Linked DNA regions of Homo sapiens: region 2 is linked to region 1. Evidence: chromatin loops called from intact Hi-C (ENCODE). Cell type or tissue: dorsolateral prefrontal cortex. All regions are shown on one strand. Each heading gives the region's core, and the rest is flanking DNA. Links, peaks and the distances in the headings are about the cores only.

Evidence for each region. Hi-C counts contacts between places; a loop is a spot of excess contacts. Peaks named below come from ENCODE experiments on the same cell type or tissue, not always from the same donor. Only the 100,000 strongest peaks of a DNase experiment are listed, where the experiment ranks them.
Region 2: a loop joins it to region 1, with 5 times the contacts of the local background. A loop is called at or near these places in 9 of 110 quality-filtered maps.

The regions. Positions count from the first base shown.
Region 1 is chr20:44,527,250-44,535,579 of GRCh38, forward strand. It overlaps a transcript of PKIG not described here. Among named protein-coding and RNA genes, the nearest start is that of SERINC3, 9.3 kb to the left of the region's middle. RefSeq lists an enhancer at 4,215-4,715 and a silencer at 4,614-4,953. In dorsolateral prefrontal cortex, for the core only: CTCF peaks have their summits at 4,681 and 4,884; DNase peaks (open chromatin) are centred at 4,602 and 5,263; H3K4me3 peaks cover 2,629 bases; H3K27ac peaks cover 5,166 bases.
Region 2 is chr20:44,380,847-44,389,176 of GRCh38, forward strand. The region is part of intron 1 of HNF4A (hepatocyte nuclear factor 4 alpha); the gene reads left to right. It overlaps HNF4A-AS1 (HNF4A antisense RNA 1), which reads right to left. Exons shown (of 3, transcript NR_172878.1): 2 at 3,677-3,826. Among named protein-coding and RNA genes, the nearest start is that of HNF4A-AS1, 11 kb to the right of the region's middle. RefSeq lists enhancers at 7,604-7,693, 8,064-8,330. In dorsolateral prefrontal cortex, for the core only: CTCF peaks have their summits at 3,697 (motif pointing right), 5,812 (motif pointing left) and 7,851 (motif pointing right); DNase peaks (open chromatin) are centred at 3,725 and 7,785; H3K4me3 peaks cover 461 bases.

The DNA of each region.
Region 1 (8,330 bases), core at 147-8,146:
CACTGCAACCTCGGCCTCCCAGGTTCAAGCAATTCTCCTGCCTCAGCCTCCCGAGTAGCTGGACTACAGGCGCACGCCACCACGCCCAGCTAATTTTTGTATTTTTAGTGGAGACATGGTTTCACTATGTTGGCCAGGATGGTCTTGTACTCTTGACCTCGTGATCCACGTGCCTTGGCCTCCCAAAGTGTTGGGATTACAGGCATAAGCCACTGCGCCCGGCCGTGTTTACCTTTCAAAAGGATCATTCTGGCTGCTGGTTGGAATAAAGACTGGAGCAGGGATGGGTTAGGGTTGAGGGTTATAGTAGAAGCAATGGCGGGACTAGTTCGGAGACTGTTGCCGTATACATAGCTGAAACTGCCTTTGCAAAATTATGACGGAGACAGTGAAAAAGATCTAACTTCATCTTCGTTCTAACCTTTAACCTGTCCTTGTTCCTTCCTGGGTGTAGGCTGAACTAACTTTGGGAGGAACTTAGTTTATAGTTTAAAACAAAGATGATAACAGCCCCTTCCCAAAACAAACCTTCCTCTTGCCTGGGTACTAGACTGCCTTTGTAGGACTAACAAATTAGCCACAAGATTAGAAATTATGGCTTAGGAGTCATGCAGCTGGAGGCTACAAGATTCTGACCCTCCCTGAACTTCTGCTAAGATCAGCGCTTGAGATATTTTCCAGACCCTGAACTTGATGGATCAGCTGGCACCACACAGATTGATAAAGTGGCTCATCTGATCTTGTGGCCCGCACCCAGGAACTCAGTGCAAGAGGACAGCTTCAGCTTCCCATGATTTCATCTCCTACCTGACCAATCAGCACTCCTTGCTCACTGGCTTCCCCCCACCCACCAAGTTAACCTTAAAAACTCTGATCCCCAGCCTGGAGCGGTGGCTCATGCCTGTAATCCTGGTACCTTGGGAGGCTGAGGCGGGTGGATCACTTGAGGCCAGGAGTTCTAGTCCAGCCTGGCCAATATGGTGAAACCCCCGTCTGTACTAAAAAAAATACAAAAAATTAGCCAGGCATGGTGGTGCATGCCTTGTAGTCCCAGCTACTCTGGAGACTGAGGCAGGAGAATCACTTGAACTGGGGAGGCAGAGGCTGCAGGGAGTGGAGATTGTGCCATTGCACTCCAGCCTGGGCAACAGACTCCGTCTCAAAACAAACAAACAAACAAACAAAAAACTCTGATCCCCAAATGCTCAGGGAGGCTGATTTGAGCAATAATAAAGCTCCGGTCTCCCACACAGCCGGCTCTGTGTGAATTACTCTTTCTCTGTTGCAACTCCCCTGTCTTGATAAGTCAGCTCTGTCTAGGTAGCAGGCGAGGTAAACCCCCTGGCTGGTTACACAGCTTGAAGACAGCTCTGTATCTAAACTGTATCTACGTCTATATCTACCTTGGTCCCTCTTAATTCTTGCTACGGTAATCTATTTTATTTTATGGATGTATCATAATTTATTTCCTCAGTTCCCTAAGGATAGACTTTTTTTTTCGTTTGAGACAGAGTCTCGCTCTGTCGTCCAGGCTGGGGTGCAGGGGCGTGATCTCCGCTCACTGCAGCCTCTGCCTCTCGGGTTTAAGCAATTCTCCTGCCTCAGCCTCCCAAGTAGCTGGGACTACAGGAGCGCGCTGCCACGTCTGGCTAATTTTTGTATTTTTAGTAGAGATGGTGTTTCACCACGTTGGCCAGGACGGTCTTGGTCTCCTGACCTCATGATCCGCCTGCCTCGGCCTCCCAAAGTGCTGGGATTACAGGCGTGAGCCACCGTGGCTGGCTTTTTTTTTTTTTTTTGAGACAGGGTGTCCCTCTGTCACTCAGGCTGGAGTGCAATGGCACAGTCTCTGCTGACTTCAACCTCCGCCTGTCGGGCTCAAGGGATCCTCCCACCTCAGCCTCCTGAGTAGCTGGGACTACATACAGGTGCACACCACCACACCTGGCTAATTTTTTAATTTTTTGTAGAAGTGAGGTCTCACTATGTTGCCCAGGCTGGTCTTGAACTCCTGGGCTCAAGCAATCTGCCTGCCTCAGCCTACCAAAGTGCTGGACTGCCCAAGGGGTTCACCTTGCACGCTGCCTAGACAGAGCTGATTAATCAAGAAGGGGGAATTGCGACAGAGAAAGTAATTCACACAAAGCCTGCTGTGCGGGAGCCCAGAGTTTTGTTATTACTCAAATCATCCTCCCGAAAACTCAAGGATCAGAGTTTTTAAGGATAATTTGGTGGGTAGGGGGCCAATGAATTGGGAGTGCTGATTGCTTGGCTGGGGGATGAAATTGCAGAGAGTCGCTGGGCGCGGTGGCTCATGCCTGTAATCCCAGCACTTTGGGAGGCCGAGGCGGGTGGATCACGAGGTCAGGAGATGGAGACCATCCTGGCTAACACGGTGAAACCTCATCTCTACTAAAAATACAAAAAAACTAGCTGGGCGTGGTGGCGGGTGCCTGTAGTCCCAGCTACTCGGGAGGCTGAGGCAAGAGAATGGCGTGACCCCAGGAGGTGGAGCTTGCAGTGAGCCAAGATCGCGCCACTGCACTCCAGCCTGGGTGACAGAGCGAGATTCCTTCTCAAAAAAACAAAACAAACAAACAAAAAAACCAGAAATTGCAGAGAGTCAAAGCTGTTTTCTTCTGCTGAGTCAGTTCCTGGATGAGGGCCACAGAACTGGTTGGCAGGTCCAGTGGGGCCATCTGGTTGTTAGAAATGCAAAAACCTGAAAAGACATCTCAAAAGGCTGATCTTAGGTTCACAATAGCGATTTTACCTCAAGAGTAATTGGGGGCCAGGCACAGTGGCTTACGTCTGTGATCCCAGCACTTTGGGAAGCTGAGGCAGGCAGATCACTTGAGGTCAGGAGTTCAAGACCAGCCTGGCCAACATGGCAAAACCCCGTCTCTACTAAAAATACAAAAATTAGCTGGCGTGGTGGCAGGTCCCTGTAATCCCAGCTACTGTGGAGGCTGAGGCATGATAATTGCTTGAACCTGTGAGGCAGAGGTTGCAATAAGCCAAGATTGTGCCACTGCACTCCAGCCTGGGTGACAGAGCAAGACTCTGTCTCAAAAAAACAAAACAAAAAAATCTTATGACCTCTAGAATAAGAATAATGGTGGGTACTATTTAGAACTCCAGCCCTTCTCATCTTGGCTTGGTGGCTGGTGGCCTGTGGCCTTTCATTTGTTTTACAAGAACAGTTTAGCTTTCTGGAAAGGGCTATTGTTTAAATGATACACTAAATTCCTTCCCAAGGCTAGTTTGGCCTGGCTTGGCATGGTGGCTCACACCTACAATCCCAGCACTTTGGGAGGCCGAGGCGGGAGGATCACCTGACCAACATGGAGAAACCCTGTCTCTACTAAAAATACAAAAAATTAGCTGGGCGTGGTGGTGCATGCCTGTAATCCCAGCTACTCAGGAGGCTGAGGCAGGAGAATCACTTGAACTCAGGAGGCGGACATTGTGGTGAGCCAAGTTGGCGCCATTGCACTCCAGCCTGGGCAACAAGAGCGAAACTCCGTCTCAAAAAAAAAAACAAAAAACAAAAAAACAAAAAAAACTGGTTTAGCCTATACCCAGGAATGAACAGGACACTTTAGAGGTTAGAAGCAAGATGGGGTCAGTTAGGTCTGATATCTCAGTTATGATTTTTTGCAAAGGTGGTTTCAGGATGACAGGTGTGAGCCATTGCGCCCAGCCCCTGATAGATATTTAGACTGGTCGCAACCCTTTTGCTTTTACAAAAATGAATTAATGAATATATCCTTTGTGCTCAGGTTTCAGCATATCTGCAGAGTTATTCCAAGAAGTGTAGTTGCTAGACACAAGGAAAAATAAATTATTCCTCATATTGAAATTAAATCTGGTGATCTAATTCTCCATCAAAGAAACCAATTTATTCACTCTTTGCCACACCACCCCTTCAGAGACTATAAAAGAGAGGAATCTGCCACCCTTCCCACATCAGTTTTCTTGTCTTTAAATATTCCCAGTCTTGGCAGGGAGTGGTGGCTCACGCCTGTAATCCCACCATGCTGGTAGGCCCAGGCGGATGGATCAGCTGAGGTCGGAGTTCGAGACCAGCCTGGTCAACATGGCGAAACCTCGTCTCTACTAAAAATACAAAAATTAGCCAGGCGTGGTGGCACCTTCCGGTAATCCCAGCTACTCGGGAGGCTGAGGCATGAGAATCGCTCAAACCCAGGGGGCAGAGGTTGCAGTGAACCGAGATTGCGCCACTGCACTCCAGCCTGGGCGACAGAGTGAGATTCTGTCTCAAAACAAAAACAAAAACAAAATAACAAAAACCCAGTCTACCAAGCCACCACCTGAGGCCCTGTCTCCTCCTCGCACGGTCCCCATTTGAGGTTACAGAGAGATAAACTGAGGCACAAGCAGCACCCGCGGCCCAAGACCTCCCCTTGGCCTCACTGTCCCCCTTTCCGTATCTTCCCCGGGCCAAGTTCCAACCCGGATCCCTCCTTCGCAGCTCAGCCCTCGACTCCCACTTCGTCCCTCCTCTGCCCCCTCCGCGGCTGCGGAAGGGGACGCGAACCGTCCTGGTCCCATCCGAGCCGCCGTAGCGCGAGTGCCGCGGGAGTTCGGCAGCCCAGGTCGCCAAGGCAACGGGCTCCGCTGCGGGTTGCGGGCTGCGGGCGCTAGGCTGCCCCGGGGAGGCGCTGCGGACCGGCGGCCCAGGCACGGAGAGGCGGCGAGACCGCAGGTGAGCAGGAGCCGGGCGGCCGGTTGCGGCCCCAACGCTCCGGGCCTGGCGTCGACACGTCGCAGGGGGCGAGGGGCTGAGCCGCCGGGGATCCCGGGGAGGGAGGCTGCGGCCCGATCTTTGTCCCTCAGCCGCGCCGGGGACGGCGCCCCCGACGCCCTTTGACCCCGCCCCGCGTTCAGGGAGAGTCCGTTTTCGGCTGTTTATTATATTTGTAGCCATTGGTCGACCTCATTCGAAAGTTTCTTAAAAAAAAAATCCCTTCTTGTTTGGGGGCCAGAAAATAACTCAAAACTGTGCAGAAAATTTATTTGTGTGTGTGACTCTTCTGGGGCCAGAGAGGATTGACTTCTTTGTGCGTCAGTTTTATCGTCTGCAAAATGGGAATCATGGTAGCACCTGTCTGATGACGTTATTACAAGGTAAATTTATATTTAAAATTCGTGGAGGTAAGCCCTCAATACATGGGAGCTTTTATTATTACTACTACTACAAGGAGGACCATCACTGAGCATTTATTGTGAGCCACGGCCCGGGCTGATAGCCAGGGTAAAAAAGTGAACGAGAGACATCGTGTCCTGAGGGAACTCCACAGTTTTCCGGAGGAGACAGACTCGTAAACAAGAATTCACAGTGATTCCGGTTATGATTTTGGACATACAGGGGGGCTGTGAATGCACAGAGAAAACAGTTAACCTGGATTTCTGGAGGTGAGGTTAGTGTGGATGATCAGGGAGAGATGCCAAAAGAAGGTGACTTCCAAAATGAGACATGAAGGCTGTCTTTATGTTGGCCAGAAGATGAGGCTGGTGGAGTGTACCTTGCTGTGGGTAGATAAAGCAGGTAGAGAAAGTAGGTAGAGAAAAGCCTTGGGGAGAGAGTGCAGACTTCTTGGGAATCTGCAAGGATTTCAGGCTAGCTGGAGAGCAGATTATGAGAGTTGGAGGGGGTCTGGCTAGATGGTGTTTGAGAGACAAGCAGGTGCTCCTCCTGAAAGACTGTAAGTGTGGAGGAGTTTGGGCTTTGTGTTGGGGGCAGTGGGAAGCCATCAAAGGGTTTTAAGCCGGAGGTGTGTGTCTTTGATCAGAGGTATAGTTTCAGAAAGATCAGTTTTTTGTGTTTCTCTCTTGGTCTTATCATTCCTCCCATCTGTTTTTCACTTTGCAGGCATTCATTTGTGGTGATTCATATATATGTGTGTGTGTGACAGTGTGTGCGTGTATGTATTTATTGTTGAGATGAGGTCTCACTATGTTGCCCAGGCTGGTCTCAGATTCCTGGGCTCAAGTGATCCTCCTGTCTCAGCCTCCCAAGCAGCTGGGACTGCAGGTGCACACCACTGCACCTGGCTAATTCAAAAAATATTTAATGAGCATCTTCTTCTATGTGCAAGGCACTGTGTAGGTAGTAAGGAAGCAGGTCCCTGCCCTCAAGGAGATCACAGATTGGTGGAGAAAATATTCATCAAACAAGTGATTATAATTGTGATGAGAATTGTGAAAGGGGGCGCATGTTAAGATCAATCTAGCATAGTTTGGAGATTCAGGTAGAGTTTTGATAAAATGTATGGAGGGTGTAGTCTGAGTTAGCTATCGTGGGGATGTTCCAAACATTTTCAAAAGTACATTCATGGAGCCAAAAGCAGTCCACTACAACTGGAACTTAAAGATCAATATTGAAAGAGATCCATCCAGAGAGGTTGACAAAAAAAAAAAGGCTGAGATTATTCAGGGCTACTGCATTGCATACTCTTGGAAGAATGAGCCATGCACTTAGTCTACACTAAAAGAAATGGCTAGAGAAACAGGAACAGGAGAGAAACCAGCAAAGTATAGTAATGAAGGCCAAAGGGAGAGGTTGGTTGGCCTTTGTAGATGTTGCTGAGATGTCGAGTAATACAAGTTAAAAATTAAAATGTGTCCTTTTGGGTAAATAAATATGGAGGTCGGTTGGGACCTCATTGAGCAGATTTGGTGAAATGGTTGGGGCGGAATCTATAATATCAGCAGCTTTCAAAGGTTCAATATAATATATCAGTGGGATGAGTTAAGAGTGGGATGTGAGAAAGACAAAGTGTAGGCAGCTCAGAGAAGTTTGGCTGCGAAGGGAGGTAGAGAGAAGGCTGAGGAGCGATTGGGGAATAGGTGAAGTTTTTTTGAGCATGAGAGAGATTAAATGCTGTTGGCAAAGAGCCAGTGGAGAGAGAGAAAGGCTGAGAAGACACAGGATATGAAAGGGAGAATTGATAGTATAACTTTCCTGAGAAGGTGGGAGTGGAGGAGCTCCACAGTACAGATCCTTCAATAGGAGTCTGATGCCTGTTACTTTTTGGAGACGTGGGAAGCCAGGTTATTCCTGAAAGGAGTGCACCAGTGTAATGCAACAAAAATAAATAAAGGTATAAGTGTGGAAGGAAAGTCACAATTTTCATTGTCGGCAGATAGCAGGCATTTATTGAACTAGTATTGTGTTAAGTACTTTTCATGCACCATTCTTTTTTTTTTTTTTGGGACAGGGTATCACTCTGTCGCCCATGCTGGAGTGTAGTGGTGCAATCTTGGCTCACTGCAGCCTCTGCCTCCTGTGCTCAAGCGATCCACCTGCCTCAGCCCCCCAAGTAGCTGGGAATACAGGTGCGAGCCACCACACTCAGCTAATTTTTGTATTTTTAGTAGAGATGAGGTTTTGCCATGTTGACCAGGCTGGTCTCGAACTCCAGACCTCAAGTGATCCACCCGCATCGGCCTCCCAAGATGCTAGGATTACAGGCATGAGCCACTGCGCCCGGCCTCATGCACCGTTCTTAATGAATAATGTGATGTTTACAACAACCCTGTGAGATAGGCCCTCTAATAATTGCAAATTTATGGATAAAGAAACTGAGGTAACATGCTCACTCAGGGTCACACAGTATTTGAATCTAGGTTTACCTGAACCCAGAGCTTTTACTCTTAACCACTACCTGGATGATATAAATCTCTACCTGTGATATGATTGTCTGCTGAGAAAATTCAAGAGAATTAAACTAAAAATACTTAGATATAATAAGGCTAAGTGAACAGCAGTTATAAGATAGACAAAAAGCAATAGCTTTATGCAAACAAAAATAGAAAATGTAATTGTAGGAGAACTGACAATAGCAACATGAAAAATAAATACTTAGAAATAAACTTAAAAATACATGTACCCAGCTTAGCCACACAGAGTAAGAGTTGGCTGGGCATGGGGATGGGATGACAGGATGAGTAAGGTAAAGTAGTTTTCCCATGGGAACATCAGAGTATTGATACTGGAGAAGGGGTAGGTTAAAAAAAAAACAGGTGTCTATCATAAGACATCATGAGATATTGACTATCATGTTTTTATAAAATTGAAAAATTGGCCTGGCACGGTGGCTTACGCCTGTAATCCCAGCACTTTGGGAGGCCAAGGCGGGCAGATTATCTGAGGTGAGGAGTTTGAGACTAGCCTGGTCAACATGGTGAAACCCCATCTCTGCTAAAAATACAAAAATTAGCTGGGTGTAGTGGTGCACGCCTGTAGTCCCAGCTACTTGGGAAACTGAGGCAGGAGATTCTCTTCAACCTGGGAGGCAGAGGTT
Region 2 (8,330 bases), core at 61-8,060, 150 kb before region 1:
ATCATGAAGCTTTTCCCTTATGTTTTATTCCAAAGGTTTTATACTTTTCCGTCAAACTCATTTTTAGTTAATTTTCGTATATGGTGTAAGGAAAGAGTCTGATTTCATTCTTTTGCATGTGGATATACAGTTTCCCAAACATGAATTTGGTTTTGATAGTACTTTGTTAATTAAGACTTTTGCACCTGGTAGACGCTCTTTGACCTCTAACCCACTGGAATCCTCTCACCATCCTTCCCTGACAGTTGACCATTTAGCTTGGGCTTAATACTTCCAATGACGGAATACTCACTACTTAATAAAGCAGCTTTTCCTGTGGTAGAACAATTGTATTTTATAGAAAGATCTCCATTTTGAGCCTCAAGTTTCCTCCCTGTAGCATCCACATTTTGGTCCTCGTTCATTCTCTGAAGCTGTAGGAATCAGTGAGAGCTTTTTTTTTTTTTTTTTTTGAGACAGAGTTTTACTCTGTCACCCAGGCTGGAGTGCAGTGGCACGATCTCTGCTCACTGCAACCTCCAACTCCAGGGTTCAAATGATTCTCCTGTCTCACTCTCCTGAGTAGCTGGGACTACAGGCACATGACACCACATCTGGCTTATTTTTGTATTTTTAGTAGACGGGGTTTCACCATGTTGGCCACGTGAAACTGGTCTCAAACTCCTGGCTTCAACTGATCTGCCTGCCTCAGCCCCACAAGTGCTGAGATTACAGGCGTGAGCCACTTCACCCAGCCAGTGGGCACTCTTTTCCAAAGGAAAGTACTTTGTTGCCTTTTTTTTGAGACTGAGTCTCAATCTATCACCCAGGATGGCGTGCAGCGGCACGATCTCAGCTCATTGCAACCTCTGCCTCCCAGGTTCAAGTGATTCTTGTGCCTCAGCCTCCCAAGTAGCTGGGATTACAGGTGACTGCCACCACGCCCGGCTAATTTTTGTGTTTTTAGTAGAGACAGGGTTTCACCATGTTGGTCAGGCTGGTCTGGAACTCCTGACCTCAAGTGATCCACCCACCTCAGCCTCCCAAAGTGCTGGGATTACAGGCCTGAGCCACCGCACCCGGCAGGAAAGTACTTTGAATTGAGTAAATAACGCAACTATATGCTGGGCAGCTACCTGCCAGGTTTATAAGGTTTAACACATTTACTCCACAAAGCAATCTATGAAAAGGTCCTATCATTGATTCCTATTTTATAGATGAAGCAAATAAGGCTTGAAGAGCTTATGATTTTAGCAAGGTCCAACAGCTATGTAAATGGCACCACTGATATTTCAAAGGCAATGGCCCTGACCACTCTGCTACACCACCTTTCTCTCCTCTTCTCCAATACCCAGCCCAAAACTCTTTTGGATCTTTGATTATTCTTCAAGGGGCATAGCTTTCTTTCTTTCTTTCTTTCTTTTTTTTTTTTGAGACGAACTCTCGCTCTGCTGCCGGGCTAGAGTGCGGTGGCGAGATCTCGGCTCACTGCACCCTCCGCCTCCCAGGTTCAAGCAATTCTCCTGCCTCAGCCTCCCAAGTAGCTGGGACTACAGGTGCGTACCACTACGCAAGGCTAATTTTTGTATTTTTAGTAGAGATGGAGTTTCACCATGTTGGCCAACATGATCTCGATCTCTTGACCTCGTGATCCGCCCGCCTTGGCCTCCCAAAGCGCCAGGATTACAGGCATGAGCCATGCCGCTGCACTCGGCCTAAGGGGCATAGCTTTCTCATCCTCTGCCATCCTAGGAAAATTTTAAGTATTCATATTAAAATGAAAACTAAACACAATTGTCCATATATGCTCCTTAGGAGTAGAATGCCAAGGACCTCTTAGCTCCTCTGACCTGGGAACTACATTCTCTCTAATGATACATACGACTGGGTTAGAGGTTTGGGCAGCTGCCACCAAGTAAAACCTCTAGAATTTTGCTATGTCACTTTCTGCTAAGGTAGCTTTTCCCATCTACACTAAATAAATAAATCATCCAGGTGATTTATTTTTAACCAATGCAGAGGATTTTTTACTTATCTCCATGGAGTTCAAACATTTCTCCAGGCTGGGTGGGGTGACTCACGTCTGTAATCCCAACACTTTGAAGACTAAGAAGGGGCAGATTGCTTGAACCCAAGAGTTCCAGACCAGCCTGGGCAACATGGTGAAATCCCATATCTACAAAATATAGAAAAATTAGCCAGGGGTGGTGGTCCACACATGTAGTCCCAGCTACTCTGGAGGCTGAGGTAGGAGGATCATCTGAGCCTGGAGACTTGGAGGCTGCAGTGAGCTGTGATGGCGCCACTGCACTCCAGCCTGAGTGACAGAGACCCTGTCTCAAAAAAAACAAACAATAATTCACCAAATCTATTTGGATCTGGATCCTGCCATCATTTTATAGGTAATGCCTCCATAGCACTCACTAAGTGCCAGGCACACTTCTAAGCCCTTTTTATACATTAACACAAATAATCCCCACCACGACCTAATGCCATACACATCATTATGGTCACTATTTTGCAAATAAGAAAACAGTCACAGAGCAGTTCAGTAACTTGTCCAGGGTCACACAGCTAGTCCATGACTGAACCAGAATTTAAGCCCAGGATGTCAAGTTCCAGAATTGGTACACTCAGCCTCAATACTGTGCTGCCTTCAAATATTCTGACAATCTTAGACAGCTTTGGGGATCCAAAAGATTGAGAAGTACTCTTGGGGACCTCTTTTTTTTTTTTTTTTTTAAATACGGAGTCTCAACTCTCTCCCCCAGGCTGGAGTGCAGTGGTACAATCTCAGCTCACTGCAACCTCCGCCTCCTGGGTTCAAGTGATTCTCCTGCCTCAGCCTCCCAAGAGGCTGGGATATTACAGGCACATGCCATCATGCCCAGCTAATTTTTGCATTTTAAGTAGAGACAGGATATCACCATGTTGGCTAGGGTGGTCTTGAACTCCTGACCTCAAGTGATCTGCCCACCTCAGCCCCCCAAACTGCTGGGATTACAGGCATGAGCCACCGCACCTGGCTCCCATTTTTTTTTTAAGACGGAGTTTCACTCTTGTTGCCCAGGCTGGAGTGCAATGGAGCGATCTCGGCTCACTGCAACCTCCGCCTCCCAGGTTCAAGCAATTCTCCTGTCTCAGCCTCCTGAGTAGCTGGGATTACAGGCACATGCCACCACACCCGGCTAATTTTTGTATTTTTAGTAGAGATGGGGTTTCCTCATATTGGTCAGGCTGGTCTCGAACTCCTGACCTCAGGTGATCTTCCCACCTCGGCCTCCCAAATTCCTGGGATTACAGGTGTGAGCCATCACGCCTGGCCCCTGGCTCCTTTTTTTTTTTTTTTTTTTTTTTTTTAAATAAAGACCAAAGGTCCAGAGGCTTTGAAAGGCAAATAGTATTAAGTCAGGATTTGATATCAGGATTTCTTTCATTCTGTTTATTTTCTCATTGCTTTCTACTTATGATACTGTTTCATTTGGTAGTAATAATATTTCTTTCTAAAATAAATTGAAGTAAAAAGAAGTGAGTTGATGTAAGAAAAATGTTACAGATATGAAAAAATCATAATGGTCATTAAAAAATTAGTGAAACTTTGGAAAGACTGTGTTCAGTCAAGTGAAGTGAAGTTAGCTTGCAACCACAAAAAAACCCCTAAGTCTCAATGGTTTGAACAGCAAAGTTAATTGCTCACCTATAGTACACGCCCAGCATGGGTCGGCAGGGGGCGCTCCGCGTTGTGGAACGATTCATATCTATACTTGCTTCCCCAACAAGGGCAGCACTGGCCTTTAAAGCTTCTGCCCAGGTGTGACACAGGTTGTTTCTGCTCACATCTCGTTACCTGAAACAAGTAACATGGTCACATCTCATTTCAAAGGAAGCAAGAAAATGTAATCCCCATCATGTGCCGGAAAGGAGAGAAATAGAATAGTTGAGAACAGCCCTCAGAGAGACTATAAGTAAGGGGGCATAAAAGATGGGTCTAGAGAGATAGGCTGAGTCATGACTCACTGAATTTGTCTGACGTAGATCATGATGGCCCATCCCACCAAGTGGCCAACATTTGTTCCCAGAAAAGGGAGTGTGATGATCCCCCAGAAAGAACACAGTCTGACAACATTATTCTGATGAGCAGACACACCTCTCAGGCTGCCACTCAGGAGTCCTTTTGGGTGGGGAGGTGGGGATGCTGATATTTCCTAAGTGGTTTCAGCTGAACTCTGTGATCTTTTTTTTTTTTTTTTTTTTTTTTTTTTGCCTATTCCCTGAAGGGAGATGAGGCAATTTGGGCTTTGGCTGAGCTAGGGTTTGGTTCTGTCACCACTTGCTATCTAGGGAAGGGTAATAATTGGAAAGGAGAGGAATTCAAGGAGAGGGTCCAGGTGGGTAGGGAGCCTCACACAGGGTTTGGTGATCAGGTGATTGAGAGGCCTCCTTGAGGAGTTTTCAAAGTGCGGTCTGAGGGCACCTGGTATCAGAAGTGCCCAGAAGCTCATTAAACACTTGGGCCAGGTGCTCCATGGCTCCTGCCTTTAATCCCAGCACTTTGGGAGGCTGATTTGCTTGAGGCTGGGGTTCAAGACAAGCCTGGACAACATAGCAAGACACCTCCCCCCGTCTCTATTTTTTAATTAATTAATTTGTTTGTTTATTAATTTATGGACTCTCACTCTGTCGCCCAGGCTGGAGTGTAGTGGCCTGATCTCTTCTCACTGCAACCTCCGCCTCCCAGGTTCAAGCAATTCTCCTGCCCCAGCCTCCCAAGTAGCTGAAATTACAGGCATGCACCACCACACCCAGCTAGTTTTTGTACTTTTAGTAGAGACAAGGTTTCACCATGTTGGCCAGGCTGGTCTTGAATTCTTAGTCTCCAGTGATCCACCTGCCTTGGCCTCCCAAAGTGTTGGGATTACAGGCATGAGCCACCATGCCCCACCTCTATTTATTAAATATTTTCTTTTTTTTAATCTGATGACTAGGCCCACTGTTGGTCCTGGCACCTGGAGGTAGGACCCCAGGCATCTGATTTTTTTTGTTGTTTTTTTTAAGGCAGGGTCTCGCTCTGGCGCCCAGGCTGGAGTGCAGTGGCACGATCTTCACTCACTGGAACCTCCACCTCCCAGGTTCAAGCGATTCTCCTGCTTCAGCCTCCCGAGTAGCTGGGATTACAGGCATGCACCATCACGCCTGGCTAATTTTTTTTTTAATAGAGACAGGGTTTCACCATGTTGGCCAGGCTGGTCTTGAACTCCTGAACTCAGGTGATCCACCCACCTCCCAAAGTGCTGGGATTACAGGCGTGAGCCACCGTGCCCAGCCACCATCTGATTTTTTTTTTTTTTTTTTTTTTTTTGAGACAGAGTTTTGCTCTTGTTAACCAGGCTGGAGTGCAATGGCACGATCCCGGCTCACCACAACCTCTGCCTCATGGGTTTAAGTGATTTTCCTGTCTCAGCCTCCCAAGTAGCTGGGATTACAGGCATGTGCTACCACGCTCGGCTAATTTTGTATTTTTAGTAGAGACGAGGTCTCACCATGTTTGGCAGGCTGGTCTCGAACTCCTGAACTCAAGTGGTCCACCTGCCTCAGCCTCCCGAAGTGCTGGGATTACAGGTGTAAGCCACCTCGCCCAGCTGCCATCTGAATTTTTAATAATGGCCCCAGATGATTCTTATGGACACCAAGATTTGAGAAGCATTGAATGACTGAGAGAAAATTTCTTGTAAGGGTAGAAGCCCAGCACAGTGGTTCTCAGTGGAGATAATTTCAACCCCCAAGGGACATTTATAAATGTCTGGAGATAGTTTTGATTATCACACCTTGAGGGTAGGGAAAAGTGCTGCTGACATCTAGTGGCTAGAGGCCAGACATGCTGCCAGGGACAATGTACAGGACAGTCCCCACGACAAAGAATTCTCTAGCCCAAATGTCATTAGTGCTTAGGTCAAGAAACCCTGGTTAGCCATTAAGAGTTTGAACCTTTCTAAATGTTGGAGCACATACGATTTTTAAATCTTCAATTTTTATTTTATTTTCCAAAATTTCTACTATATGCATAGAATCCTTTTCATTGAATACCTGTTACGCACCGAGCACTTGAAGTTTACATCACTATCAGTTCCTCTTGAAAGACCTTTTCAGTCATTCATCCAACAACTATCCATTAAACACTTACTAAAATGTATTCCAGGCCAGGTGTGGTGGCTCATGCCTGTAATCCCAGCACTCTGGGAGGCCGAGGTGGGTGGATCACCTGAGGTCAGGAGTTTGAGATCAGCCTGGCCAACATGGCGAAACCCCGTCTCTACTAAAAATTAAAAAATTAGCTGGGTGTGGATCCCAGCTACTCAGGAGGCTGAGGCAGGAGAATTGCTTGAACCTGGGAGGCGGAGGTTGCAGCAAGCCGAGATCGTGCCATTGCTCTCCAGCCTGAGTGACAAGAGCGAAACTTCATCTTAAAAAAAAAAAAAAAAAAAAAAAAAGAAGTATTCCAGGCAGAGGGGAAAGTATATGCAAAGGCCCCCAAGACAGGAAAGAAAAACTTTAAAATGGCTAGTATGCCTGCTGCTGATAGGGGTGGGGGCAAGTGGAATGAAATGAGGTTGGACACGGAGGGATATAAAAACAAGGGCGTGCATGGCCTCACAGTGTTAAGTGGGAGTTGTATGAGTTTTGTTATAAATGCATAGGAAGTCATAAAAATTTAAGTAGAAGAGGATCTGAGCCAATGTACATTTGTACAAGATCACCCTTGGCCCCTGAGTGAAGAGTAGGGGGTAGGGAAGCCACAGGAGAAAAAGTGAAGGGGTGGGGTGGAGGCAGGCGGGGGGGGGGGGAGGCGGGGGGGGCGGTGGAGCGGGGGAGATCCCCTCCCCAACCCTGGCAGGTTTAAAAAAAAAAAAAGGGAAGAAGTGAAAAGACTTTTGCAGACCTCCAGAGATGATGCATAAGGTTGGCTGGGGTGGAGATGGAAAGATGGAAAATCTAGATTCTGTTTGGAGGGTGGCAAGAACTGGATTTTCTGATGAACTGGAAGGCATGAGAAACACAACACAAAGATTGTGACTTGCAAGATGTTGGCTTGAATAATTGAGAGAAGGTGGGTGATGATATATGACATGTAGATATGACTATCATTCTCTTTTGACGACTGAGGAAGGGGAGGTGAGTCGTCCTACTTCACAAAGATAGTATATGGGCTCCAGGTGTGTCTAACCCAAAGGTTATAATTTTTCCACACTCCTATATCCACACATTAATTTTTTTTTTTAAATTGAGACAGAGTCTCACTCTATCACCCAGGCTGGAGTGCAGTGGCGCCATCGTGGCTCACTGCAGCCTCCAACTCCTGGGATCCAGCGATCCTCCCACCTTGGCCACCTAAAGCTGGAGTTACAGGCATGCACCATCACGCCCTGCCTATCTTAATTTTCATAATGGGTATGACATTTACTGATAGTAATATCATTATACATGCCCCATACATGCTAACATCTGCTTCCACATGGAAGCAGCACAAAGCCTGGAACCTTCCTCAAAGACCCCCCCCACCCCCGTACATTGGAACAAGGTGCTGGGAACAGAAGTTTAGTAGGTGGTGGAAGGGCAGCGGCTGCTACCCTGGGAACTGGTTTTAAAATCTTACGTTCTGATTGCTGCCGTGGCCATGTGCTGGTGTGTGATGGGGAGATGTTCTTTTAGGTAACTAAATCCAACGAGCTGTGATTGGTGATCGAACCGAGCAGGCCTCCTCTGGATTTGGAGAGACATAGTGCGTCTGGGCCTGTGATTGGCGGGATTGCTGTGATTGGTGAAGTCCCTAAGGCTATCTAAGTTTCTGAACACCAGTTCCTGCGTTGGCCACGAGGAGGAGCCCAGGAAGCGCAAAGCGCAGCACTGCGGAGAGTCTTGGCCGCCTCCTCCGGGACGCCCTCCGGCCCAGCGCGGTGCCTGCCCTGCCCTGCGCCCTGGGGCAACCGCGGGATGAGGTGGGGCGGCAAAGGGTGTCAGGGCTCCCAGCTGCGGCCCGGGTGGCCACGCTTCTCTGCACAGTTCCTTTGGCCTCTTCCCCTGGCTCCCAGCCCCACAGAAGACATTGGCTGACCCGAGGGGTGGGGCTGCGGGTTCGCGAAGGTTTGTGAAGGCCCAGATCCAAGTTGCAAAACTGTGGAGTCTATCAAGTGAGACTTAGCAGCCCCACTCCCTCAGGTGCGCCCCTTGCCCTCCTCAGAGTCCTTCTCTCAAGTTTAGCAGCCTCCACCGTGCCCTTTAAGATCCTCAAAGAACTTTTGCAAAGTGGCATCTCATTGGAGCTAAAATGACCTGTGCAGGCAAAGGCCACTAGC